3 separate regions of the Homo sapiens genome follow, and all the other regions are linked to region 2. A link is a loop called in an ENCODE intact Hi-C map of the cell type or tissue named here. Cell type or tissue: MCF 10A. All regions are shown on one strand. Links, peaks and the distances in the headings refer to the core of each region. The heading gives the core; the rest is flanking DNA. Region 1 overlaps AZI2 (5-azacytidine induced 2). Region 2 has its middle 21 kb from the start of LINC01967. Region 3 has its middle 51 kb from the start of LINC01967.

Evidence for each region. Hi-C counts contacts between places; a loop is a spot of excess contacts. Peaks named below come from ENCODE experiments on the same cell type or tissue, not always from the same donor. Only the 100,000 strongest peaks of a DNase experiment are listed, where the experiment ranks them.
Region 1: a loop joins it to region 2, with 13 times the contacts of the local background. A loop is called at or near these places in 3 of 110 quality-filtered maps.
Region 3: a loop joins it to region 2, with 2.0 times the contacts of the local background. A loop is called at or near these places in 2 of 110 quality-filtered maps.

What each region holds. Positions count from the first base shown.
Region 1 is chr3:28,337,603-28,345,602 of GRCh38, forward strand. It overlaps AZI2 (5-azacytidine induced 2), which reads right to left. Exons shown (of 8, transcript NM_022461.5): 2 at 2,800-3,020; 3 at 891-1,013; 4 at 335-434. The coding sequence starts at 3,015. Among named protein-coding and RNA genes, the nearest start is that of ZCWPW2, 7.1 kb to the right of the region's middle. In MCF 10A, for the core only: no CTCF peak of the experiment used is centred there; a DNase peak (open chromatin) is centred at 4,979.
Region 2 is chr3:28,044,410-28,055,422 of GRCh38, forward strand. No RefSeq gene overlaps it. Among named protein-coding and RNA genes, the nearest start is that of LINC01967, 21 kb to the left of the region's middle. In MCF 10A, for the core only: no CTCF peak of the experiment used is centred there; DNase peaks (open chromatin) are centred at 6,642 and 9,572.
Region 3 is chr3:27,972,055-27,983,067 of GRCh38, forward strand. No RefSeq gene overlaps it. Among named protein-coding and RNA genes, the nearest start is that of LINC01967, 51 kb to the right of the region's middle. In MCF 10A, for the core only: no CTCF peak of the experiment used is centred there; a DNase peak (open chromatin) is centred at 5,077.

The DNA of each region.
Region 1 (8,000 bases), core at 1-8,000, 290 kb after region 2:
GTAAGAAAGAGAAGCCAGGACAACCAGTGGGCTAGATGATTTCACTTCTACTTCTTGCTTCTGGGCTTCTACTCTTTTCCTCTTCTGCTTCATCACAACCTAGACCTGAATAAAAACCATCACATTTTCTCTAGGAAAAGTGCAATATATAGCTAAGGAAAAGTTAAAGGAAGTTGATATTATGTGAAGGTAGAACAGAGAAATTAACATAAACCTAAAAATTAAAAAATAAGTTAAGGTCTTAGCATATGGATACAGAAAACTGTTGATATTACAAATAAATGGAAAAATATGTTAATTCTGTTAGAATATTTATAACAAGTAACTGGCATACCCTGCTGAGTTTCCACCTCTGTCCTCAGCTGGAGGAGTTCTACTTCTTTAGATTGTAGCTGCTCATTCAATACTTTCAAAGATTCAGAGTTGTCTTTATTCTAGTTAAGTAGGGAAAATGCCAAATTACATTCAATAAAATCTACACGTTGGTATATTGTAATTTTCAGGAAGATACTGAAAAAAACACATTCTTGTCTTTAAAAGCAAGGTGACAAAATGAACTCAGTTTCTCAGAAATGTCTTTTTTTCTTTTCCTAATTTAGGACATCATTATTCACTGGCTTAAAAAAAAAAAAAGACTAAATCTACCATGTCATAGTTTTTCAAAATAAGTCGGTGGTGTTAGATGTATTTAAGTCCTAAACATCATTACATACTAAATATTTTACATAAAAATAAGTTAAAATATTACTAAAATTTCCATTTTGCCTTGAACATGTATACAAAATTTTAATTACTAAATGTAAATATTTAACTTACTTCTAATTTTAAACCTCTTGAAGGAGAAAATTCATTTCCAAAATGCAGATGTCATTCGCTTCAAATCAACTTACCATTTTGTCCAGTTTGCTCTTCAAATTATCTCTATCAATGCAAACCTCTCGATATGCATGATAGGCCTTATTTACTTGTTCTCGTCCCACGGAACTTGTTTCTTCTTCAAATCGAGCTATTAGCTAACGGTATGAAATTAGAAGAGAAAGCTTAAGAGAGTATTCTATAGATAAAAAATAAGTCAGTGTTCTGATGGCTCCATATCTTACTTCAATCGTAATAAGGGGATAAAGCCTGGATTCATTAGGTGAGTATTTCATTTCCACAAATTAATCTTTACATAGAAAGCAAAAATGTGTAGAATATTTTTTGAAGCCTTCTATGCTTTTACATAATCAGTATTTTATAATTCATGGTGTCTGTTTTATAACATTAAATCATCATAATCACAACAGAGTATAGATGTGATACACACTGCTTAGATGTTTTTTAAATTAAAAGTATCTAATTTCTATAATCAGAAAAAGCAGCACCTTAGGGCATACTTGACTTTTTTTTTTTTTCGAGACTGAGTTTCGCTCTCATCACCCAGGCTGGAGTGCAATGGGGCGATCTCAGCTCACTGCAACCTCCGCCTCCCAGGTTTAAGTGATTGTCCTGCCTCAGCTTCCGAGGAGCTGGGAATATAGGTGCACCACCACGCCCTGCTAATTTTTGTATTTTTAGTAGAGACAGGGTTTCACCATGTTGGCCAGTCTGGTCTTGGACTCCTGACTTCAGGCAATCCACCCACCTCGGCCTCCCAAAGGGCTGGAATTACAGGTGTGAGCCACCGTGCCCAGCCAAGGCATACTTGACTTTTTAAGAAATAGATGTGTGTGTTAATTTGTTAAATCCTTTATATTACAGGATAGGAATTAATAGGATTGTTGGTCATGAAGTACAGAAATATTTCCAATGTTAACTATACATAAAATCCCATTTTTCTACTAAACTTTAAAATAAAGCTATGTGCCCCAAAATGTTACCTTCTCTCACTGTATGCCAATATGTTACAAATTTACATAATCAACATTAAAGTAAATATAATTCATATGAATACAAAGAAATTATAATTATTTTACAACCGACTCCTTTTCTCTTACTTCCCACCAAAAATGAATCAAACTCTACCAAGCCCCATCTTCAAGTTTTTTTTATATAGGATAATTCATTTCCTTGGATAATTAATTTATATTACACAGGACAATGCATTCTTTACCCTTTGTGGTAGCTGCTCTTTGTAGGATAAAAATGCTCTTATCTGAGCTGAAAAAATACAAACTAAGCTAAGTTAAAACTTTAAAACTCAAAAATAAAAGGATGACTGAAGAATATTCCTCATACATAAAGCCAAGTAGATTGGTGCTTTATATTGAATCAGCTACCTTACTTATATATTCTGTAACAGTTAGATGTGTCACAATTATACATGGAAAGGTAAACAGAAAACATCAGTTGATCAATTAAAAGCATTATTCCTATTACATGTGTTAAAGAAGAGAAAGAATGTTGAAGTAAAGATTTCAGCCTTGGTAAAGATATTATTAAACCTATTGGACAATGTTCCAGAAGCTTCCTCCTTTGATACTTAATTTCCTTTGTTGGTATATCTTTTTTTTTTTTGCCCAGATTTGAAAATTCTGAATAAAATACATACAGCTATGGAGGTAAGTAAACCTGAAAATGAAAGAAAAATATTTGGAATATAACTCCAAGTTGTTAAATCCTCTCCTACAAATATTTACCAAGTACATGGTATGTGAAACACAGGATAAGTATAATGCCCAGAGTTTTCAGATTAGCAGTGAGTTATTCTTGGAAATTTAGTACAATCATGGAAGACAGGACAAAAAGTATTCAAAATTTCAAGTATTTTGAATTATTCCTTATGTCACAAACGCAATGAAGGTAAAAGATAAAAATTACCTTTTCTTCCAAAAATCTTATTCTCTTCTTTAACAAAGAGTTCTCTTTCTCTGAATCCTTAAGTCGTTTTTTGATGTCTTCATATGCAGTGACAAGAGCAAAATGGGAAGCAACAGATTCATCTCCTGAATATATTGAAACTGGAGTCACTGTATCTCTCTTATGGGCTTTTTCATGATTCAGAATACAGATATCATCTTCTACCAGTGCATCCATGACAACTGTTTAAAAGAAAAAAAATATGAGTGACAAATGTCTCACTGAATAAGTGAAAAGGAAAAAAAGTTATAGTTAAGAATAATGTAAATACTAGGACAATGTTTAAAAACCAGACTGCCTGGGTTGTATTCTAAACTCTACCATTTAGTGTCTGACTTTGGGCAAGTTGCTTAACCTCTATGCCTCAGTTTCCTTATTTATAAAGTACAAGAAATAACAGCAAATACCTCATAGAGTCTTAAGAATATTAAATTATATCTATAAACCACTTAAAACCATAATTATTAGTATGTTCTATAAAAATCTGAAATATCAGTTTCATTAAAACAATCAAAATTTTTTAAAATACTTCATCCCCAAATATATCTTCTCCTAACATTTCCACTTAGATCTATTAGTAGCAAGTTTCATAGCTTCTCAATTTATAAATTTTCAAAAGTTCTTTGAGTATAATTCATTACAACAACATATTAATATTATATTATAGAAGTCTTAATGCATACTCTATCTTTCCATACCAGTAATTGGCTATGTTTGTTGTATATTTAGAATAGAAGACAAATTAATTAACATTTGAGTGTCCAATATGTCCCACTATAATGCACTACATTCTTTTAATATTATCTCTTTTAATTATCTGAACAATTCTATGAAATATGTATCATCTATATTTTATAGGTAGGTCTTAGAAAGTTGAATTAGCCCTGTTAAATCTAGAAGAATGTTAAGCTCTGTGAGGGCAGAAGCTTTGTCTGTTTTGCCCATCATTTGTGTCCCCAACTCATCACTGTGTAGAAGTTGCTCAATAAATATTGATTACTGAATGAAGAGTGGGTAGAGTAGGATTCAAATCAAACTCTGACTCCAAAACCTAAGAGAAGAGCTCGTTACCTTCATTGTTTAACGAAAAACTGACTTGCTCTGAACATCTACTTTTGCTGTTAGGTTCAGCATTACTTCTCTGAGAGTTAGGTTCCTGAAAAACATGATGGAAGGAGAAACTGTGGCTAAAACCTTTTAAGACCTCCTGGGAAAAACAGAATAAGAGGGACTTTAGACCATGCAAGAGAACCTAAAAAGTCCTTTTAAATATTTTTTAGTTTAAAATAAAAAACTAAATATAGCACTCTAAATAAAGATTATCAATTGAATTTCATGTATCTTAGATCAGTAATTATTACTAGAAAGTGAGTTTTTAACTATCCCTTGCTTGAAATAAAATTTGGTTACTTACTAATATCAGTCACTGTTCAAGAACATTATAGATGAAGAAACTGAGGTAGGAGGAATTTAAGTATTTTTTCCAAAGTAACATAGTAAGTGGAGAGTTGAGATGTAAACATAGGCAATTTAACTACAGCCACGTTTCCAACCCGTGTTTCACTATGCCTGCTTTCTTCCAAAATGTCTAATCTCCCTCCTGTGTCAACTAATCCCTTTAACATTTCTTTTGCCTTATTTCAGATCACATGAATACTAACAAAAGGTTTTGTGTTTTTCTGGGTCTGGTCTTATATCATTATATTTTTGCTTTTCTAATTGTACAATTAAAAACTTCCAATTGTCAACTAAAGCAACAGCTGGGAGCATCTAAGCAATTTGTATCTAGAATTATAAGAAAGGCAGGTTAAAATAAATGTGTATACTACAAGTCTTGAGTAGGTAAAACCTGCCATCCAGTCAATCTTCATTAACATCAATTTAACATTTTCTAACCATACAGGACAACTCCCACTCTTAAGGTACAATCTTTCCCAGTTTTTCAATAAAGTCCAAGAACAAGAATAGACTATGCTATCTACAGTATACCAAAAAAGTGGCGGATTCTCAGAACCATAATTACTCATGCTGCTTCTGATGCAAGCTGCATTTTCTCCTAATGATGAAAAGTTTAACTTTTCTTCCTCTAAAAGAGTTTACTTTTCAGTCTCCAGATTCAATGATATTCCAAAATAAGAGCAAACATCATTCCAGTCATGCTACTGCTAGCTGAAACTCTCATTATTTCCTTTCAAAATAAAAGTGCAGGTTATTCTCATATTGCAAACTGAAAGTATGCATATATATCTTCATATAAGACTCTTACACATGCACACACACACACACACACACACACACACACACACACTCCCCTTAAAAGTAGAGCAAGTAAAATAGTCACAGACGGCTAGGTAAGTGGTAGAATGCAGCCTGGTTTAAGGAGAGGTAAAATTGTACCCACAGTAGACATTTGACTTAAATAATTTAATACTCAACCCAATGGGCAGGATTTATTCGATGTGGATTTTTTCTAAAGACAGCTGAAAACAAGAAATAACATAAACTGCTCTGCGAAGTCAAAAACAGATACCCTGCAGTTTGTGTATTTTAAGGATTGGGCTCACGCACTTCTGTTTTACACAAACTTCTAACTAGCTCAGCTGGGATTTACTTGTTCATTTTTATCATGAAACAATCATTTACACAGCAAGGAAAACCCAGAGAGGCAGAGTTGTGCAGAAAAATTATTATTATACCATAAAGGTAGGTAATAAATTTGAAACAACAGAATGTTATGGGGGGTCTGAGGGATGGGGAGAAAAAGTGGTTTTCAAAGAAGATACCACAAAAGAGCAAATGTCTCTTAAGACTGTACTCTCATGTGAAGAGGATGGTTATTTTCATTGTACTGTACTTATTGTACTTACACCTTTACAGTTTGTTAACTTCCAGCAGGGGAACAAGTTCAAAGATCTAAGTGTGGGGAGAAAGGTTGAGAAGAGGAGTGGCAGGAGATGAGATTAAAAAGGCAGGATGGAGACAAACTGAGATGGTCCTTCCTGGTAGAGGCACTGTGGATTTTGGTGCTTATTCTGCTGAATTTTAAAAACACAGGCCTGGACATGATTAAAGGGTGTGAATACTTACAATGTTGATTTTTTTTTTTTAATTCACAACCAGTGAACTACTTAGCATTATGCTAAATGTTTACAAACATTATCCCATTTAATTCTCAAGACTACCCTATGAGGTACAAAATCTTATCAAACTCATCTCACAGATGAGAAAACTGGGACCTGGAAAGGTAAAGAAGCTTAGCTAGGATCACTTAATTAGTATGAACCAGGACTTGGATTTTAGAGCCTGAGCTATTAATATTTTCCCCTCTCCAATGAATCTTTTACAAAATCTTACACTCCTACAAATCTAGGAACCCCTCAGAAGGCTTACAAAAGTACTTTACATGGAAGGGGGTATATTGATACAATAATGTCACATTTTATACAACATGATAGCTAGTCATTTTTAAGACAATATGAGTAGTCAGACTGGTTTACCTATTGATATGCTACCTTTTTATTTATAAATCAAAAGTTGCATATATTATGTAAGAAAACAATGGCATAAAAGGATTTTTCAAGTTTTATACCATTATTCTATATATTTATTCTATACACTATAAACATTACTTAGAATACGCGGAAAAGCAGCATCAAATTGCTTATCTGTCCTAAAAGTTATGTAAGAAATAGCCATATATTAAAACACACAATGTGCTAGCACCACATATATGTATCAACTTTTATTGTTTTAAAATAACTGTCATTTAAATTTGTTATAAAATGGAAAATTAAAATTTTAATTACTATCCCTGCAAAAATTAATATGAAATCACAAGCATGAGAATATTAATACTTATCATATTAGTCTGTACAAACCAGACTTCTGGAGAGTAAAAGCTACAGGTCCAGGGAAAATGAGATCATAGAAAGGAAACAATACAAGGCAGATATCCCATTATATTTATTAATATAATGAAAGGAAAACTGTTAGCAAAGTAAAAAGTAGGCTATGTGTTGCCTTTGGTGTTATTGCTACGCAAGCATCCTTTATAAAATGTATTTCTACAGAGAAGTAAAGGGAGCTGTGGTAATCAGTCTCATAATAAAGATTCAGTTTTAAACACTTTTGTTGCAATGAAATGGCTGTGTGTGTGTATCCAAATCAGCTGGCCCATGAAGTCTGATTTTCTAGATAAATGGTAAAAGTGTAACTGGCTATTATTCTATTTGACAAACTAGACCAAGCTAGTTATATCATTTAACATTTGAAGAAACTTAACATTATACTGAGTCTTATTTATCATAATTTAAATGCTCTTAAAATAATAAATCTTTGTTAGCATTAATCTTTAAAAAATAAGTGCCATGAGCAGAATATTGTTATCAAAAATTAAAATTACCAAAGACTAGATAGTATTTTAAATAGTCTAGCAGAAACTGAACTTTCAAAACTTAACAAACATCAAAACACTGTCCAAAGACAAGCTTAAGTGGACTTCTCTCAGTGATGAAAATCAGTAATAAATGTATTCCACAGGGACATTCCATAAATAAATTTTGCTTTTCCAAGGGCATTCTAAGAAGCTGGAGATGACTGAGGGCAGTGTTTGACAAAGGTGTGGACCACTGCCTTAGAATTCCTCTGCATTCTGTTAAAAAATACTGATTCCTAGCTTCCACTGCAGATCTATGCAAATCAGAATATCTGGGGTGAAAAACTGCAAAGTGCACTCTGAATAAGCACCCAGGTGATTTTAAGTCATATTCCAATTTGAGAACCACTCATCAGAAAGAACAAAGCCAAGCAGTTACCACGTAATTTACAGAATTCCAATTCTTAGTATCCTTGAACATTTGTGGGCACAGTTAGTTCTATGTTATGAATTAGTAAACACCCTTTAGATTTTATTTTTAATATTATAGAAAGTAATTTCACATTCATCATCTCATCACAATATAGTGGGGTGTTAAATAAAGCACATTTATAGGCAAATGTATCTATATGTACTCATGCAAACATTTTATATATTTGGCAATTAAATTTTGTTTCTCCTTAGAGGTTTACTTAAATATAAAAAGCGAATTAGAAAAGATTGAGGTAAACACTATTGACAATTATTTTTGAGAACAATGAAATTTCCAAGAATGATAAAAAAGAAA
Region 2 (11,013 bases), core at 1,859-9,858:
CTACATGGGTATATTGCATGATGCGGAGGGTTGGCTTCTAAAGATCACATCGCCCAGATAGTGAGCATAATACCCAACAGTTAGTTTTTCAACCCTTATGTCCCTCCCCTCCTTCCCCTTCCTATAAGTCCCCAATGTCTATTTTTGCCATCTTTATGTTCATAAGTACCTAGCATGTAGATCCCACTTAAAGCAAGACCATGCAATATTTGTTTTTCTGTTCCTGCATTAATTTCCTTAGGATAATTACCTCCAGCTGTATCCATGTTGTTACAAAGGACATGGTTCCATTCATTTTTATGGCTGTGCGGTATTTGTGTATATGTACCACATCTTCCTTATACAGTAAACCGTTGATGAGTACCTAGGTTGATTCCATGTCTTTGCTATTACTAGTAGTGCTGTGATGAACATATAAGTATGTGTCTTTTGGTAGAACAATTTATTTTCTTTTTGATACATATCCAGTAATGGGGTTGCTGGGTCAAATAGTAGTTTTAAGTTCTTTGAGAAATCTCCAAACAGTTTTCCGCAGTGGCTGAACTAATTTATATTTCCACTGACAGTGCATAGGCAGCTCCTTTTCTCTGCAGCCTCACCAGAATCTGTTTTTTGATTTTTTAATAATAGCCATTCTGACGCGTGTGAGATGATATTTCATTGTGGTTTTGATTTGCATTTCTCTGATGATTCGTGTTGCTGAGCATTTTTTCATATGCTTGTTGGCCGCTTATATGTCTTCTTTTGAGAATTGTCTGTTCATATCTTTTGTCTATTTTTTTATGGAGTTATTTGTGTTTTGCTTGTTGCATTGTTTAACTTCCTGATAGATTCTGGACATCAAATCTTTGTCAATTGTATAGGTTGCAAATATTTTTTCTCATTCTGTAGGTTCTGTTTACTCTGTTGATGGCTTCTTTTGCTTTACAGAGTGCTTTAGTTTAATTAGGTCTCACTTGTCAATTTTTGTTTTTGTTGCAATTGCTTTTGAGGACTTAATCATGCATTCTTTCCCAAGGACAATGTCCAGAATGATGTTTTCTTCTAGGATTCTTATAGTTTGAGGTCTTATATTTAAGTCTTTTGTCCATCTTGAGTTAAGTTTTACATATGGTGAAAGGTGGGGATTTAGTTTCATTCTTCTGCATGTAGCAGCCAGCCAGCTATCCCAATACCACTTACTAAATAGGGAGTCCTTTCCCCATTGCTTATTTTTGTCAACTTTGTCAAAGATCAGATGCTGTAGGTGAGTGCCTTTATTCTGGGTTCTTTATTCTGTTCCATTGGTCTATGTGCCTGCTTTTGTACCAGTAAATGTATATTGCAAATCCTAAGACAACCAGTAAAATACTTTAAAAAGAGGCATAAATAAAAATCCAACAGTGGAGATAAACTAGAATCATAAAAAAACTTAATCCAAAACTAAGTAGAAAAAGAAGTAAAAAAAAAAAAAAAGACAGAAGAGGAAACAAATGGAAAATACCTAGTAAAATAGTACAGTTTAATACAATCCTATTCATAATTATATTAAACTTAAATCATTTACCTGTACTAATTAAAATATGAAAATTATCAGATTGGATGAGAACATAAAATATCCATATGCTATCTACAAGAAACACTTTAGATATAAAGACTTAAATAGGTTGAAAATAAAAGGAGGGAAAAAAGATATGCAACAACACTAATAAAAAGAAGTCTGGAGCGGCTATAATAATATCAGACAACATCGACTTCAAAAGGAAGATATTATCAGAGATAAAGAGGACCATAATGATAAAGGATTCAGTTTTCCAAGAAGACATAACAATCCTAAATGTGTATGCACCTAACAACTGAGTTTCTAAATTTATGAAGCAAATGTTTTAGAGCTGAGAAGAAAAATAGGCAAATCTACAATTGTACTTGGAGAGCTTAATGCTGCTCTCTCATCAATTGGTAGAATATGTAAGAGAGAATCAGCAAGTGTATAGAAGACCCAAGCGTCACTACCAACATACTTAACCTAATTGATATTTACCTAACACTCCACCCAATAACAGCAGAATCCACATTCTTTCCATGTGCAAATTAAACACTCACCAAGATAGACCATATTCTGAGTCGTAATACAAACCTTAACAATTTTAAAATAATCAAATCATACGAAAGATTTTGTCTACCCAGGACAGAATTAACTTAGAAATCAATAAAAAAAGATATGTGGAAATTCTGCAAATATTCAGAAATTAAACATCATACTTCTAAATAACCAGTGAGTCACAGAGGAAGTCAAAAAGAAATTAGAAAATATTTTTTACTGAACTAGTATGAATACATAACATAAAATGTATGTAAAGTTTCCAAAGCAGTGCTTAGAGGGAAATTTGTAACATAAAAATCTTTATATTATTCTTATATTAGGAAAAAGTTCACAAATTAATGATCTAAGATTTCACTTTAAGAAACTAAAAAAGGACAAATTAAACCTGACATGAGCAAAAGAAAAGGAATATGAAAAATAAGAGTAGAAATCAATGAAATTTATAAGAGCAATACAATGGAGAAAGTCATCAACAAAACTAATGAACCTCTAATAAAACTGATAAAAGAAAAAGAAATCAAGACACAAATTACTACTATAAAATGAAAGAAGGTTGAAAAGAAATAACATCACTTCAAACACTACATTAAAAGCATAAAAAAAAACCAAACTGATAGCCTTAAATTAAATAACTTAGATCAGGGACTGATAAACTTTTTCTGTAAAGATCCAGATAGTAAATATTATAGGCCTTGTGGGCCATGCACTGTCTCTATTACATACTCTTATTTTATAATTCCTTTAAAAAGTAATATGATTCTTAGCTTACAGACCATTCAAAAATAAGCTACATTCCACATTAATCTGGTTCATGGGCATATTTTGCTAAATCCTAATATACATGAAATGGACAAATTCTTTGTGCCACATTATCAAAGGTCAGTCAAGAATAGATTACTTGAATAATCCTATATCTATTAGATCAATTGAATTTGTAATTGAAAACATTGCAACCAAGAAAACTTCCAGACCCCAATAGCCTCACTGCCAATATCCTACCAGACATTTAAGGATGAGTTAATACCAAATTTTTACCAATTCTTTCAGAAATTAGTAAAGAACTGAACACTTTCCACCTCATTTTATGAGATCAGCATTACCCTGAGACCAAAATCTGACAAAGGCACTATAAGAAAACTTTAGACCAACAACCGTCTTGAACATAGACACAAAAATCCTCAATGAAATACTTGCACATTAAATTCAGTATGTATAAAAAAGACTAACACACCATAATGAAGCAAAATTTATCACATAAATAAAAAGTTTGGTTTTACATTTTAATATCGATATAATTCACCATGTCACAGAATAAAGAAGAAAATCCATATGATTATTTAAATAAATATAGAAAAAGCATTTGAAAAATTCAATATTCATTCATGATACAAAGTCTAACCACATCGAGAATAAAAGGAAGTTTCCAGTCAGGCGTGGTGGCTCACACCTGTAATCCCAGCACTTTGGGAGGCCGAGGCGGGTGGATCATGAGGTCAGGAGATCGAGACCATCCTGGGTAACACGGTGAAACCCCATCTCTACCAAAAATACATAAAAAATTAGCCAGGCTTGGTGGCACACGCCTGTAGTCCCAGCTACTCAGGAGGCTGAGGCAGGAGAATGCTTGAACCTGGGAGGCAGAGGTTGCAGTGAGCCGAGACTGCGCCACTGCACTCCAGCCTGGGTGAAAGAGCAAAACTCCGTCTCAAAAACAAAAAAAAAAAAAAAAGGAAGCTTCCACAACCTGATAGACGGCATCTACAAAAAAACTATCATCACATTTAATGATGAAAGACTGACTGCTTTCTCATTAAGAATGGGAATAAAGCAAGGATATTCACTCCCAATACTCCTATTTCAGATAAAGAGATGAAAGCTATATAGATATGAAAGAAAAAAAACACCTATATTTGCAGATGGCATGACTGTAGAAAATCCCAAAGTTTCTACTAAAAAGCTACTAAAACTAATAAGTGAATAAGGTCATAGGATACAAGGTGAGTATTAATTAATTAATAAAAATTAATTGTATTTTTATATATTAGCAATAAGCAGTTGGAAATAAAAATTTTTTTAAATCATGTTTTACAATTGTACAAAAAGACAAAAAATACAGGCAATATCTGTATAAAACTTTAATAAGAGAAATTTAAAAAGACATGAATAAATGGAGATGTATATAATTTAATTTTTATGAATTGTAAGCCTCAATATTATTAATGTCAGTTCAATCCTAAATTGTATGCAATCCTAATCAAATTATCAGCAAGAGTTTTGGTAGAAATTAACAAGCTGATTTGAAAATATATGTGGAAAGCCAATCTAGAATAGCCAAAACAATTTTGGAAAAGAAGAACAAAATTGGAGCTGTTAACATTATTTTGTTTCAAGCCTTATTATAAAGTTCTAATTATCCAAAAAGGGTGATGTTGGTGAAAGCATATAAACACAGACCATTGAAACAGAATAGACAGTCCAGAAATGGTCCCAAGCATTGTATGGTCAAATGATTTTTTGACCAAGGTCCAAAGACAATTCAGTGAATAAAAAAGTTAATCTTTTCAACAAATGGTGCTAGAATAATTTGATATCAATATGCAAAAATGTCAATCTATACCTTGAATTATATACAAAATTTTTACTTAATGCAGAGTACATGCCTAAATGTAAAACCTAAAACTATAAACTTCTAGAAGGAAACATAAAATATTTTGTAACTTGAGTTAGACAAGGATTACTTACATATGATACCAAAAGCATAATGCATAAAAGAAAGAATCTGATCAATTAGTCTTCACTAAAAATAAAAAGTTTTTGCTTTTCAAAAATCACTGTTAAGAACATGAAAATGCAAGCCTTGAATTGGCAGAAAATATTAGCAAAACTTATAATTGGTAAAGAAGTTGTATCCAGGATATATAAAGAACTCTCAAAACTAATCAAAAAGAAAACAAACTAATAAAGATGAACATAAGATTTGAACAGATACTTTGCCAAAACTTTGAGAGTCTGGGGCTGGAGGATCACTTGAGCCCAGGAGTTTAAAACCAGCCTGGGCAACATGGTGAGACCCCATCTTGCCTCTCCCCCACCACCAAAAAAGATATATTAATGGCACATAAGCATGTGAAAAGATGCAGAACTGATTAATTATTAGGGAAATGCAAATTAAACCTACAATGAGATACAACTACATACCTAATAGAATGGCTAAATTTATTTTTAAAAATTGGCTGTGAGAGTCTTATAGGTTGCTGATGTTGGGAAATGAGTATGGTATTTTCCTATAAAATTAAATATACATTTGCCTTATGACCCAGGAATTACACACACACAAGCACACAAAACCACACACACACACACACACACACCCCTGTGTTTAGAGGGTATGTTTAGAGGGTATTATTGCCAAAAAACTGAAAACAAGCCAAATGTCCTTCAACTATTGGATGAACAAACAAGCTATGGTTTGTCTATGTAATGAATGCACCCAGAAATAAAAAGTAGTGAACTAGTGACACATGCAAAAATATGGATAAATCTCAAAAGCATTATTCTAAGTAAAAGAAACAAGATTCAAAAAACTATATTCTGTATGATTCCGTTTATATGATGTCATACAGCATATGATGAAAGAGCAAACAGAGAGACAAAATAAATCAGTGGTTACTGGAAGGCTAGGATTTTGCAGAGTGACAGACTACACGCAGCATGAGGGACATTTTTGGAGTGATTACATGTTCCATATATTGATGGTGATTGTGGTTACATGACCAAAACCAACTACATCAAAATGTTCCCTGTGTTAGCCCTTCTGAATATACTGCATAGAATCGTAGTGTAATGCATTAATGGAAATGGCTGATTTCACAGGGTATTCCCCAGCATAAAACTTCGGTTTATGTTGATGGAACATCTTTCTCATAGTTGGCTTTTTTTTTACACCAATCTAGATAAGAAATCCCTTTTGGCAAGAGCTCTAAATTTATATTAGGTCAGAATGTTTGGTGACACATTGGAGAATTACAGAACTGGGGCTTCCTTATTATGTAATAAACAAGAAACCCTCAAAGTTCTGAGCATGTAATATTTCTTAAGTATCTTATATTTCTTTTTCTGATAGTCTCCAAACCATCTTTTTCAAATTAGGAAAGCAATGGACACATTACCATTTATCACATATAAAAGCTCCACCAGGAATGGGGGTGGGTTCTTACATGTTTCTAAAACCCAGTTAAGGAAAATGATCACATTTAGAAGAAAGAATGATGGAGACTTCATTCTGTTGCAAAACCACTAGTAAGATCAGCCTCCTATACATGGTCGGGGTCAATAGAAAACAATCAGTTTTCACCTAAAGCCATTTGTTTTTGAACATCCTCATTAATTTTATCTTCTGAAAAGAACTTGGCCATCAAATTTATATCAAATATCAGAAGATTGTCTTTTGGTTTTGAAAGGTGTCTGAGTCACTTAAGAATCACAGGGTTCTGTGCTTGAGGAAGAGCTACTTTGGTGTTGAAAGGTGTCTGAGTCACTTAGGATATGTAGAAAGATGGCTCTTTGCCAGCACATGGGTTATCTAACATCTGAGCAGCCCAAAGTTCATGTTGGCTGTTTGCATTAATCACCATAATTTGACTAACAAGCCTGAAGTGACAGCTCAGCATCAGGATGGCACGAGGGCCACAAACCGAACAAAGAAAAGAATTTAAAAAGGAAGAGTGGTGAAACAGAAATCCCCCATTCCCCTCCATGGCAGTTGAGAATTTCCAAAATGTCAGTAAAAGCATCAACATTTCAAGCAAAAGAGACAGTGAGGGGGAAGCCCAGGTGGGAAGAGCACAATTCCAACTTCATGTTCTCTTATTCATGGCTTTACTTCTTCCTGCAAATCTTAGCCAGTTTCTGACTTTGGGCTGTGGCTCTGTGTGAGGTGTAACCATACCTAGACCCCAGGGTAACATGGTTTCGTTTGCTACGCTGTTCAAGAATCCAGGGGGCTGGGCGCGGTGGCTCACACCTGTAATCCCAGCACTTTGGGAGGTCAAGGTGGGCGGATCACCTGAGGTCAGGAGTTCAAGACCAACCTGGCCAACATGATGAAACCCTGTCTCTACTAAAAATACAAAAATTAGCCTTGCATGGTGGTGCAAACCTGTAGTCCCAGCTACTCAGGAGGCTGAGGCAGGAGAATCACTTGAACACGGGATGCGGAGGTTGCAGTGAACCGAGATCGCGCCACTGCACTCCAGCTTCGCCAACACAGTGAGACTCCGTCTGAAAAAAAAAACAAGAATCCAGGCTGGGCCCATCTGATTGCAAATAGTCAGATTTTGCTGTTTTTCCTTCAAAAAATATAATCATTCTATCTCTAAGACCTGGATAAATTAGAGTTTTTTTATAATTTCATAAAAAATAAAAATGAACATTTTATTTACAAGAAACAGAGTAAAGCTACATCCCTCACCACCACTACCACCCTCCACCACCACACACACACCCAAAGGCATAAAAATAAATGACCATTGAGCACAGATTACTTATTTCTTAAGTAATTCAAGTCAATCGATTGGCTTAATTCCTGGGCAGTTTTTCAACTCAACCTTTTCTCTTTCAGTTTGCCTGAAGTACATCACCTGCCAAGTATTATGGCTATATCTTTTAATGAAGCATGGCCTCCCTGCTTCTTTCGAGTGGTCAACTTAACCTACTGGTCATGTGTTGGCATCCCTCCCTGAAATCAAGGAGCTTCTCCAAAAATTCTCTCCCATTTCCTGAACTGAGTTCCACAGAATACTATTTCCATGGAATGTCATTTGTGTTTAAAAACAACAACAACAAAAGGTTTATGTGGTGAGATGAGATGAGCAAATATTCATTTGTGAGAATCTGTTTTGAACAAACTTAAACAAAAAGCAGGACTCCTCAGAACCTTTCATATGTGTGTGTGCCTTGTGAATCTCCACAAGCAAATACGGCATACAAGGTTTCCCGAACTTACTTGACAAAGGAGCTCATTTAATTCTCTCATTCACAATACCTACTGTTTCATATAATACAGTTTGGGAATTTCTGTCAACCTCATAATTTCTTTTTCTAATAACAGGAAAGACTACTTCCAGTTCTAAAAATCCAACACTATATTTCATCCCCTGGTCAGAATCCCACCACCAGCTCCTAGCTGATTTGCTGACCAGGTGTAAGTGGCACAACTGGATTCCAACCTCTCCTGCCTGAGTTTACCACTGTCTCATCTCTTCAGGTGCTAGAGATGCGTCTTTTATAGAGAGTAGATTTTTGAAATTGGATTCATCACAGTTATATTTTATGATTACTTCACACATATGATAACACCAAAAAGAATGTGCTCTCACATCACCCCAAGTTAATTCATAGCCCAGGGGTATATAATGTTATCTCCCCTACCAGATAGTCAGCATGTACCCTTCTGCTCCCTCTTAACAAACTAAGTCTTTAAATCTGTTTCTTAGTGAGTAGCCATAACACATCATAAAGGATCCCGGATATTTAATGAGATAAAAATAGATATGACTATACTTTTCTTTCAAGCCATAGCTAGTCTTCTTGTTCATAAAATAAAGCCTCATTTAGTGGCTGGTGCCTGTAATCTTAGCACTTTGGGATGCCGAGGTGGGCGGATTGCTTGAGCTCAGGAGTCCAAGACCAGCCTGAGCAACATAGCAAGACCTCATCACTATTTAAAATAACAACAACAACAACAACAAAACCTTTATTTAAAAGGAAAATAGTTTCTCTTTACAACTATATATCTATCTGATAACTTTTGATTTCTGAAAACAAGAAAATATAGTGATATACTGCCCTTTTGATTGCTATTTGAACATTATTTCAGTTTTCTTCAAAAGTAAGAATAGCTGGGTGCGGTGGCTCATGTCTGTAATCCCAGCACTTTAGGAGGCCGAGGCGGGTGGATCACGAGGTCAGGAGTTCGAGGCCAGCTTAACCAACATGGTGAAACCCCCGTCTCTACTAAAAATACAAAAATTACCCAGGTATGGTAGCACCTGCCTGTAATCCCAGCTACTCAGGAGGCTGAGGTAGGAGAATCGATTGAACCCAGGAGCAGAAGTTGCAGTGAGTCGAGGTCGTGCCACTGCACTCCAGCCCGGGTGACAGAGCGAGACTTTGTCTCAAAAAAAAAAAAAAAAAAAGTAAGAATAAATTCAATTTGGAGAAGCATTTATTTTGATTAAGTCAAAAAATTCTGTACATATCTTATTCTGTGTGTGTGTTAAGTGTGGGTTCTTAGCATTTGGAAGAAAACAAAGATTGCTGAGGGTAGGAGGAGGTGTCTCCTGTTTTCACAGAGATTTCAATGCTTGAGTCATCCTTGTCATTTTCAAACTCAACTGCTTAAAACTGAGTCACAGGGGTGGGGTGAAGTGGGGATTAAACTGAGTTTTGAAATAAATCTAACAACTGCAATAGGTAGTCACCCACAACAGTCACCCAAGGAGGCCACCTCACACATTGCTCCCTCATATACATTTTCTGGTTCTTTTCCATCACTCCCTGGAAAGAATGTGTTAGGCTGTGTTCACTTCCCAAACATGCCCTCTCCTCTTGGAAATGACGTGGTTACTAGCAAAACAACTCTAAATATTTGGACTTTTATAGCTTACCACCAATATATCCTGAGGTTTTCCATATGGAACAATAGTTAACTTATTAAAACCGTTGGAATAAAAATCAACCATTTTTTATTCTTATATCTCTGCATTATTGTGAGGAATAAATGAGTTGGTATTTGTAGGATAATTTGAGTAGGGCTTAACACAGAGTGTGTGTACTTAGTAAATGTAAATAATAAATGTCAGCTATTACTACTACTATCACTACTTCTACTATTACCATTGCTATCAGTGCCTCATTCAATCTCAGAGTGTTTCCTTGAAAATTAGACCTGTGAAGTGTGTTTTAGAACCCTGCTTCTCAAAGTGTAGTTCACACGGTCTGCAGACCAGCAGTGGCAGTATTACCAGGTAGCTTGTCAGAAACACAGAATCTTTAGTTCCTTCCCAGATCTACAGAACCAGAACTTGTGTTTTAACAAGATCCATAGATTGTTCATATATACATTAATATTTGAAAAGCACTCAGACAGCAGAATATTCTGGCTAATGGGATATACAGATTATCAATTCTCAAAGACTTCAAACAAGAATACAGCAAAAGAAACTTACTCTTCTAAATTCTGAGGGACAAACCTGAGACACCAGAGGTCTGCTTAAATGCCCTGTATTCTCAGGACACTCGTTGCTAAGAAGGGAGAACTGAAAGAATGAAGGCATGGTTATCACTAGTGCTTATTGACTATCGGACAGTTCATCTTGTATATTTCTTTGGCACCTCAAATATAATATGTCCAAAATCAAACTCCTGGACTCTGTATTAGGTTGGATTTTCCAGACACACATGCTGAAATAAAGATTCCTGTGACAGTGATTTATTAGAAATGTTTCCAGAAAAATCTAGTAAGGAAGAGGAGAAGTGGAACTGGAAGAGAAAGAAGCTAAGTAAGGAAGAAATGTCCAGTGAAAGCCTGTGGGGAAGGAGAAGTAATTGTGATTCAGTCACTCAGGGGACTCTGGAGATAGTGTAAGTCCTAGCAACACAAAGTGTGGTCTGTACACCGGCAGGTCGACATCACTAGAAAACATGCTAGATGTGCAAAATCTCAGACCCCACACTAGTTCTACCAAATTGAAATACGCATTTTAATACAATCCTCCAAGTGATTCATAGGAGTGTTAAAATTTGAAAAATACTGGTATATTTCATTATATCAAAGCAGTTCTAACTAGGAGCAAAGATGGTGAAGTATTTATATTCCATCGCTGTGTCAGTCTTTGGTTAAGGGCTGGTCCCAGAGTCCTTAATTTCCT
Region 3 (11,013 bases), core at 1,542-9,541, 73 kb before region 2:
ACACATACACACATATACACACACTCATAAGTATTTTGTGTATTTACATATGTATTTTTAAAGCATTGAAGCGCTCCCGTCTTGAAATGAGTATCCTAGGTGCTCCTCAGTGGTTCTAAGTGGTTCTGGGTGAGGATGGTTTGTGTAGCTCCTGAATTTTAGCCTTGCTCCTGAGCTCAAGAGCTTAAAGATCTGTAGAAGCTGCAGAGTGGAGGCAAAACTTAAGAAGCAGCTCAAATCTAAAATGAAGAATTAAAAATAACAAAATGAAAATAAAGATCACCAACTCCATCCATTAAAACCTATAAACAATAATGGAATCGTACTATACATATATCCTACAACTTTTTTTGTTCCTGGCTGTTTCCATAAATGTCGATCTCCTACATTATTTTGTACTCGTGTCGTTCCATCATATTAGTGTACCATTATTTAGACATTCTCAGACATTCTGTTATAGATGGGCTTTTTTTTTTTTTTTTTTTTTTTTTTTGGCAGGATCTTATCATGTTGTCCAAAGCTGGCCTTGAACTCCTGGGAGTCAAGCGATCCTCCCACCTCAGCCTTCTGAGTAGCTGGGATTACAGGTTTAACCACCATGCCCAACCTTGATGGGCCTTTTAACATGCTGCAGTGAGCATGTTTGTAGAACTTTATGTACTTGCAATACTTTAGGATGGATTCCTAAAATTAGATTTGCTGCTGCCAACATTTTCTTCAAAACAGTACACCTGTAAGTCCTTAGCAAACAGGAGTTTCTTCTTTCCCAAAATTTTTTTCCAGCATTGGTTCTTAGCAAGCTATTTAAATTTTTGTCACTGATAAGCAAAATGGCTTCTTAGTCTTTTAAATTTGCATGTCCTTAGTTATTGCCAAGCTTTTCCATCTCTTCTATGTTTATTGGCCATTTGTGTTTATTTTGTGTGAACTGCCTGTTTAGATCCATTGCTTAATTTTCTATTACATTGACCTTTTCATATTAATTTATTTAAAGTAATTTTGTATTTTGAATATTAACCATTTATTTGTAATATATTGTGTTTTCTCCTAGTCACTTTTATTTTTATGTATTCTTTGCTTTAAAATTTTAAAAAATATTTATACAGTTATTAAATTTTTGTATTGGGAGTTTGAATTTTAAGCTTTCCCACCCCCAAGCTTAGAAACTATCTTCCATACCTTTAGTTTTCATGCTTTTATTTTTTTATTTTTACATTTAGATCTCTAATTCAGATGAAATTTATTTTTGTATGTAATACAAGGTAACATCTAACTATTTTCTTATATATAAACATCCAATTGCTTTAACAGAATTTGCCTCAATCCATTTTCCTTGGGATTTAAAATACTACTTTAGCACATATTGAAACAGGATATTTCCCTGACCCCTTCGCGGGACTCTTGACAGGGGTGCCATGTTTACTCAGCCTGTCACTCTCAACTCCTTGCTGGAGGGAGTGAGTGGGCAAACGAGGCGGGAACTGGAGTACACCAGCGCTAGAACAAGTTAGCTGCTTCAGTGTCAACAGGAGCAAACTCCACTAACTTGGACCTGCTCTATTCCACTCCTCACAGGAGGGAGTGTGCAGGTGAGCAGGTGCAGGAGCTGGGGTGAGACTTTTGGGCACCAGCAGGAGCAAACTCTGTGCAGGCCCCACGACAGCATCTGTGGGGGTACCTGTGACTCCTGAAGCCCCAGTGGGCATGTTACAGTACCCTTTTAGTTCTGCTGTCCACATATAGTTTAAGTGTCAACAGGTCAGTGGGCCCTTTTTTATCTGCACTCGCTCCTGAGCTCTTGTCTATTGTCAAGGAAAAATGAGGTTGCATGAACCAATTGAAGGATGGTAAATGCAGGGGATTTTATTGCCAGTGAAAGTAGCTGTCAGTGGGAAGGGGAGCTGAAAAGGGGACAGGTAGGTAGGTAATCTTGTTCAGAAGTCTGGCCAGAGATGGCTGGATTCTTCTCTGAAGTTACACCCTCAAGCTGTCCCTCTGAAGTCAAGCCACTTGTCTCCAGTGTCCAGCCATAGTTGTCCTGACATCCAGCTGCTTGTTCCTCTCTGCTGACTGAGTCTAGGGTCTTTATAGGCAGAGGATGAGGTGGGGTGGGGCCATGGGTGGTTTAGGAAAAGGCAACATTTGAGTGGCAAAACAGGGATTTTGGGCTGCAGTTTCAGGCTTTTCAGCTTGAGAGTGGGGCTTCACCATGAACCCCTCCCTTTTCTGCCTAGAATTTTTCTGCCTCCTGTCCCTATGAATATTAAATCTCTACTTATTCTACTCCTATAATTACTCTGTTAATGCTAATCTCCTAATTATGATACATTTTCCAAATTATCTTGGCTATTTTCATGTATTTTCCCAGGTTTAATATCAATTTGTCAAGTTAAAATTAAATACACATCTAAAACAATTGCTTTTGTAGTGAATTATCTGAAATTTACATATTTATTATTTCCATTAGATAATACGGCATATCTCTCCATTTTTTCAGACATTATTTCATGCCCCTCAGTACAATTTTAAAGTTTCCTAGATATTCTAATATTTTTGTTGCATCACTTTATGCAATAGTTTTTTCTTCATTTAATCTACCAAGGAAATAAAAATGTGCTAATAGGTTTTTTAAATATTGAATCATCCTTGAAAATGGTGTATTTTAAAAATTGTTTTACTGCATTTGATTTTACTGCACTGACATTTTGCTTAGAAATTTTTGTTTGTATATTAGTAAGGGATAAATCACTAGCACTTTTCTTTTAGTGCTATCTTTTTTTTTTTATTCTGATGTGAACATTGCATTGATTTTGTAGTCTGAATAACACAAAACTGCCTGTTTTTGGAGAGTTAGTTATACTCTGAGCCTGGAATCTTATTACAGATCTTTGACAAACTTTTCATTTCCTCTCTGGATTAGTAGTCTACTTGATTTTCTATCTTTTCTTGAGTATTTGTTTCCATTTATGAATGTCTTCTGTATGTATTCAGAGAGATTTTCTGCACAGGTCCTTAGGGATGCTTACCTCCGCCAGTATTACAGTATTTTGGGCAACTCTTCCCCCAAATAATTCTCTCTAGCACTACCCTCTGACCCTAGATCACACAATTCAATACTACCAAGTGCTTAAGAAACTTAGTATCTGAGTGCCAGTTAGATTAGTACCACCAATAAAATCATGCTATGCCTTTGTCATATAAGCACAGAAAGGAAACAATCTTGACCTCTATATGCCAGCTGGCCACAATAGGCAACCTCAAATTCCCTGATGTGGAATTTTCAAGCAATTGAAACTAAGTCTACATAATTTCCCTAGCAATCAAAGAGACAACCTCCACCTCCCCACTCCCTCAATCCTTTTTGGTTTTTCACTAACAGCCCTATAATATCACAGCTTTACAAACGTCCTGGCATTTATTTTCTTGCTGTACAGGGTAGAGACAAAATAAAATCCTTTGTGGACCTGCAAGGAAATTCTCAATTATGTTTTCTTCTTTTACTTGAAACCACCTACTCTTTTTCTTTGCATATTTTTCAGTTGGATTAAAGAAGGCTGGAGTTGAAAATGTTCTGACACTTAAAAAATAGTTTTTGTCAGGAGGGTTTTTCCCAGTTTGAAAAATAATTCAGTGTGCCTCCAAATAAACAAATGCATCACAAGAACTGGAAGCCAAGAGGCTAAAAACCAACCAACCAACCAAACAAACAAAAACAAAAACAAAAGAAACTCAACCCTAACATCTGCTTAGGTATATGTCAGTACTTGGCGGAAAAAAATTAAACTCACATCTGTTATGGCTGCCTAGATCCCTACAATGTGACATATGCTTCGATAGGTCCAACTGGAAAGCAAGACCCAGGAAGAGACAGATTCAGCTTTCAGCCAATGATTCTTTGGATTGTCAGAAATTTGGCTTTAAGTTTCAAAATCTGCTCTCGACTTTCTCATTAAATTACCTTACTACAGATAATCAGATGGTGATGTATACAGTTTCAAAATAGAGAAGGTTTAAAAAAATATTTAGTTCATGGAATTGTTTTACAAATGAGGAAACTGAGACACAAGAAGATTCATTAATTTGGTTAATATTCAACAGCTTGGTAGTAGCAGAACTCAGATCAGAACCTAGATCCCATGACTGAGAAAACATATTCTTTACTCTACATTGCACAGCTTTTATACAGGTAAAGAATGAACCTTCGAAAACAAGCTGGGGTCTCTCTTTGGTTCCATGTATACCTGAAGACTCTTGAACCTGCCATATTCCAACAGACATATAAGATTTATGCAGAGTAATGTAAGATGTGGTATGTGGCAAACTTTAAAAGATATGCAAAATTACATAACTGACACTTTAGAAGACTAAATGAGGTGCATATAAAGCACTTAACATAAAGCTTGGCACCTATACAGAGCTTAATAAATGCAGACAGTACCTCGAACATAGAGGCACTCAATTAATATTTGTTGTATCAATGAATATTTATCCATCTTCTTACTAAAGGCTCCTTCTGGGATATTCCCAACCTTCAAAATAAAGAAAACTGTCTCCCAGGATGAGTACGTTTCTTTAGGCAACAAGATGCCCCTAGCATAAATTCAACACTTTCAGCTGAGAAACCTGGGCTGTCAATCTTTAGTTACCTCATGGTGGCAGACAGTACTGGGTTCTTGTCAAAAACTGGACTTTTGTTTGATGTTGTGGCAGAGACTGCTGGTGGCCCACTGTATAAGTTAACTATTGTGACAGTACTGCTGCATTAGCAAACAACCATGAAGATTTGTGGAAATAGCTCATTACTGGAGGAGGTAAGAGAAGATGAGTCCCTATGGGAAAGGGGCAAAAAGCGAGGATGCAGGCTTTAAAGGAATATTTTCATGGAGGAAGATTATAAGAATAGCATTTTCCTTGTCTTCCTTTTAAGAACTAGAGGCATTTAATTGCATCAGAAATAAGTATTACTATGATGTCCATCTCTTCATAACACAGTGACTAAGACTACAGAGAGAAAACTCTAGTTCCTTTACAGTGCTCACCCATTGTAGCAAATGGGGAAGTCAATCACGTTTCAAAATCACGTGGATATGAGTCAGCATGCTGGTTCCTGACTTACTAGATCTTGCACAATATATCAGTAATAAGCCTAAATTTCCCAATCTAGCTGTAAAATGGGGATAATGTTAGGATCTACTCAGAAGGTTTGTGGGTATATTTATATGAAACACCTTGCTTTAGGCCTATCTTTTAATATTTGGTTGGGTCTGGCTGCTCCAGCATCAACAAGTTATACCAGGTCCTTCTCCCAAACCCTCCAAAAGGCCCGACCATACACCTGACTTTCGTGGATGGAGATGGTATCTCATCAGGACAATACCATTTAATTCTTTTTCTTTTATCTCTATTATTCTGGCACCAATTTGATAGTCACCATCACCTCACGGTTAGGACTTAGACACATAGTAGGAGTTCACTACACTGTAGTGGTTTCCCCCTCAGCAATTGCGCTGCAAGAAAATACTTAGAATTAAAAAACAAAGTAGGACACTAACTAAAAGGAACTCGAGAGTTGGCAGGTTGGTAGGTAACTAGCCATGGTGTGATGCTCACCTGAGTAAAACAATGGTGGAGAATAGCAAATAGGAAGATAGGACGAGACAATGTGGAGTGCTATTGTAAGTCTACTAGGTGAATTGCATTATTTGTAGCAAACTGAGCTGTAAAGTGAGAAATCAGTGAGATGTGAGATTTGCTGATGATATTGGATAACAATGAAGTAAAAACCAGCAATTTGGAGACTTCACCTGACTTGAACAAAATGTTTTCAAGTAGAAGTATTATGAATTCTGAGTTACAAAAAATCATTTTAGCTTTTTAAAAAATTGTTGAGTTAATTGTAGATTCATATGCAATTATAAGACATCGTACAATGAGACCCTGTGGAGCCTTTTCTAAGTTTTCCCCAGTGGTAACAACTTGCAAAGCTATGGAACAATATCACAACTAGGATGTTGACATTGATGCAGTCAAGATACAGAATAATTCCATCACCACAAGAGTCTTTTAAATTATCCTTTTATAGTCATACCCACTTTCCTAAGAGCCCCATTTCTCGCTTAACCCCTAGCAACCACTAACCTGTTCTCCATTTCTATAATTTTATCATTTATAAATGGAAATGTAACTTTTTGAGATTGGCTTCTTTCCCCCACTCTGCACAATTCTCTAGATTTTCATCTAGATGGTTGCGTGAATTGATAGTTCATTCTTATTTACTGCTGACTAGTACTCTATAAGTATGCACATATTACAGTTTCTTCAACCATTCTACCACGGAAGGACACCTGTATTGTTTCTAATTTGGGGCTACCATAAATAAAGCTGCTATATTCGTGTACAGGTTTTTATGTGAACACCAGTGTTCATTTATCTGGAAAATTGTCTACGTGTGCAGTTGCTGGGTTGTATGGTAGTTACATGTTCAATGGTTTTTTTTTTCTTTTCTTTTTTTTTTTTTTTTTTTAACAAAACCACCAAACTATTTTCTGGAGTGGCTGAACAATTTTACATCCCCTCCAGCAGTACATGAGTCATTCAGTTTCTTTCTCCACATCCTACCACCATTTGGCATTGTCACTATTTTTTATTTTAGCCATTCTGATAGGTGTGTAGTGATATCTCATTGTGGTTTTAATTTGCATTTCCCTAATCGCTAATGATGCTGAGCTTCTTTTCATATGCTTATTTGCCACCTGTATATCTTCTTTGGTGAAATGTGTCTTCATGTCTTTTTCCCATGTACTAGTTGAATTGTTTTCATTTTTGCTGCTGAATTTTGAGAGCAATTTGTGTTAGAGATACTAGCCTTTGTCAGATATATGGCTGGCAAATATATTCTCCCAAACTGTAGCTTTTCTTTTCATTCTCTTAATAGAGTCTTTTGCTGAGCAAAAGTTTTTAATTTTTATGAGGTCCAATTTATTTCTTCCCTTCTTGGAGTATGCTTTTGGTATTAAGTCTAAGAACTCTGCCTAAGAACTCTGCCTAGTCCTAGATTCCAAAGATTTTCTTCTGTTTTAGTCCTAAAAGTTTTACAGTTTCATATGTAAGTCCATTATGTATCTTGAGTTAATTTTTATGAGGTGTGAGGTTTAAGTAAAGGTTCATTTTTTTTGTCTATAGATGTCCAACTACTCCAGCATCACTTGCTGAAAAAGCTAATCTTCCCCATTAAATTGGTCTTGTGCTTTTGGGGAAAAAAATAATTTTGGCCTATTTGTGTGGGTTCTATTCTCTTTCTGGCTTTTCTGCTCTGTCCGATTGATCTATGTGTCCATCCCTCTGCCAATATTACACAGTCTTGATTACTGTAGGTATATAACAAGCCTTAATATTTGATAGAGTGATACCTTCTGTTTTATTTTTCTTTGTGAAAATTGTTTTGGCTATTCTATGGCTTGTTCTTTTCCATACAAATTTTAGAATAAGCTTGTTCTACCTACAACAGAACTTGCTTGAATTTTAATAGGAATTGTGTTAAACCTGTATATCAGTCTGGGGACAATTGACATCTCTAATATGTTAAGTCTTCCAGTTCATGAATAGAGTATATTCTTCATGTATTTAGGTCTTATGTGATTTATTTCATCAAAATTTTGTAATTTTTAGCATGCAGATTTATACTTGTTTTGTTAAGTTTATATCTAAATATTTCATTTTTTTGGAGTGGTTATAAATGGTATTGTGTTTTAAATTTTGCTTTCCACATGTTCATTGTTAGTGTTTTAAAATGGGATTGATTTTTGCATGTTGATCTTGTAAATTGATCTTTTAGAATCAATGTTATTTAAAAATGTATTTATTAGTAGTCTATTCTGTGTAAATTACATCATATCTTGGGGAATATTAAAGTGTAATTATCACTACTTATATTGTATTCCATATATGGAATAATTTTAATCCATAGATTTGATGAGATGTCCTGCAAAGAGACAGGGAGGAAGTATTGGGTAAAATGAGTCTAAAGAGTACAAGATGGGGGAAAGATTGCAGATCTAAGATTTGAAATACCTAGATTCTAGTTGCCTTCCAGATATTTTCTATGGCTCGGGTAAGCCACTGAATGACTATCTCATCTGTAAATGGTTCATACCACTTAAGTACTTTTTATTCCCCAGCAACATATTTTAGAATCCAATGAGATCATACTCATGCTTTGGAAATATAGAAATGCTACACTAAGATAAAGTTAAATTTTCTTTCCTTGAGTGATTTAAGTAATTAAGAGTCGTTTTCGACTTGGAAAATGCTTTTAAGTTTTAGTATCAAGGTGAGATGTGTATTATCAAGGTAGCCTGTCTACAAACAGCCATGCAGCCATGGTTCTGGGGAATGGGAGTTAATTACATCACACTATGTATGAGTGAGTGTCCCTTCCATCCAGGCCAACTGGGCATTATTACAAGTACAAGTAATTGCCTTGCCTTTCATCACTCGCCTAAATCATTAGAACACAAGATTATTAAACTAAGACCTTACCAATTTAGCTGCTCAATGATGAAGTCTATTAGACCATCTGCTACCTTATCAACACCAGGCACAGCAAGTCCAGGCAACTTTATACCCAACATGTAGCATCATACTGCTTCCAATAGGTCCATATACTGTTTTTAAAGTGATTGTTATTTAATTGCTAGGGCTAACAAGCAATCCAACAACTGCTTCTCAGCTGTCAGTAAGACTTGCCAAAAGTGGACTGTTTGGTTCAGAAAGAGCCATCCCACAGCGTAAGTTTGTTTCAAATCATGTTATTCAGGCTAGAGTCTGGAAAGATTATTTCAGGAAGGTATGACTCTTAAAGACACAGGATTATGACCACATCCTCCTCTCAGCTCATGTTCTCTCACTATATGAAGGCACAGTTATTTTAAGGTGAATAGCAGAAAGAAATGTGAATATAGAAAATATGCACATTTATAGTTATCTCCTCTCTCTGGTCTTTCCTCTCTGTTCTACCTCTTATCTTTACCTGAAGGCTGAAGTCACTTCTATATTGTTCACTATCATATCCAGCACCTGGTAGGTCTTTAACAAATATTTCATAAATGAGTGAATGTTATCTAAGTGAATATATAGGTACACTCACATATACAGGGAGAGAGGTGAGAGATGATGTGCACACAGAGTTTGATGATGATGTGCACACAGAGTTTGATGATGATGTGCACACAGAGTTTGATGATGATGTGCACACAGAGTTTGATGGGAGGAGGAAGAAATGCTTGCAGGAAGCCCTAGGCAGTTTAGTCACCTCTTTCTCTTTCAGGTACTACTGAGAATCAAAAAAACTAGAAGAAATGATCTGGATAACTTGGAGAACTGACATATTAGTAAAGCACTGAAAAGGAAAAACGACAATGTCTTGGGTAAAAATGGAATGGGGGCTTTGCCATCCTCTTCTCCCAAATAAAGCCTGTTGTACCATTCTTCAGTGACACAGCTCCTCCACGAATCCCTAATACCTGCAGTAATGAGGTGTAACCTACTTTCTGGCACTTAACCATATATTGCTTGATAGTGGTTGATACAGTTTGGATGTGTGTCCCTGCCCAAATCTCATACTGCAAGGTAATCTCCCTGTTGGAGGTGGGCCTGGTGGGAGGTGATATGGTTTGGCTCTGTGTTCCCACCCAAATCTCATCTTGAATTGTACCGCCATAATTCCTACATGTTGTGGGAGGGACTTGATGGGAAATAATTGGGAATCATGGGGGCAGTTTCTCCCATACTATTCTCGTGGTAGTGAATAAGTCTCACGAGATCTGATGGGTTTATCAGGGGTTTCCACTTTTGCATCCTTCTCATTTTCTCTTGCCACCGCCACATAAGAAGTGTATTTTGCCTCCCGCCATGGTTCTGAGGCCTCCCCAGCCACATGGAACTGTTAAGTCCAACTAAACCTCTTTTTCTTCCCAGTCTCGGATATGTCTTTATCAGCTACATGAGGTGGTTAGATGCTGGGGGCAGATTTCTCATAAATGGTTTTGTACCACCTTGCTTAGTACTGTCCTCATGATAGTGAGTGAGTTCTTGTAACATCTGGTCATTTAAAAATGTGTAGCACCTCCTTCCTCACACTGATGCTCCTGCTTTTGCCATGTGAGCTGCCTGGTCCCCCTATGCCTTCTGCATGATTGTAAGCTTCCTGAGGCCTCCCCTGAAGAAGATGCCACTATACTTCCTGTACAGCCTACAGAACTATGAGCCAATTAAATCTCTTTTCTTTATAAATTACCCAGTCTCAAATATTTCTTTATAGCAATGCAAGAATAGACTAATTCAGAGGTATTCACCAAAGTGTATGACAACATTATAAGTTCATCGAAAGCAAGACTGTGGTTGCATGTGTACCATAGCTGGCTAAGTACATAATACATATTGACCCTTGCAGACTGACTAATGGAAGCAGCTATGTTTTATCTCCTCAGCAGGTTGACAGAGAAGGAACATGTATCTCTAGGTCACTTCCTATTATGTTTTTCAAAGGTTCCAGGTGGTAAATCCACAACTTCAAAAATTCCCTTCTGGTACCCTTAAAAGAATTAGTGGATAACAGGGCCCCTCCCTTAAAAAATTTTCCCCTCTTATTACTTCACTCAGATTGCTTAGGATGTCAAATTCATTTGGAACATTTGAAAAAAGCGAGGGTATAATGAAAACAGTGGGTTCTTTGAAGTCAGACAAACTGGGTTCAAATCCAGTCTCATTCCTCCTTATAACTCTGAGAACAAAGGCAAGTTATTTAACCTCTCAAACGTTGTGCTTTCTTCTTTTATAAAAAGGTGGTGATGAGTGGTTGTTAGAATTAAACGTGTATAAAGCTATTAATTGAGATAATGCCTGTCATTTAGGTAATTATCAACTTTGACCTCTATGATCCTTGATTTCTCTTCCGAAGAAGAGGATAATGGTGATATTCATTTCATATGGTTAGTGTAAGTATTGAATGTACAG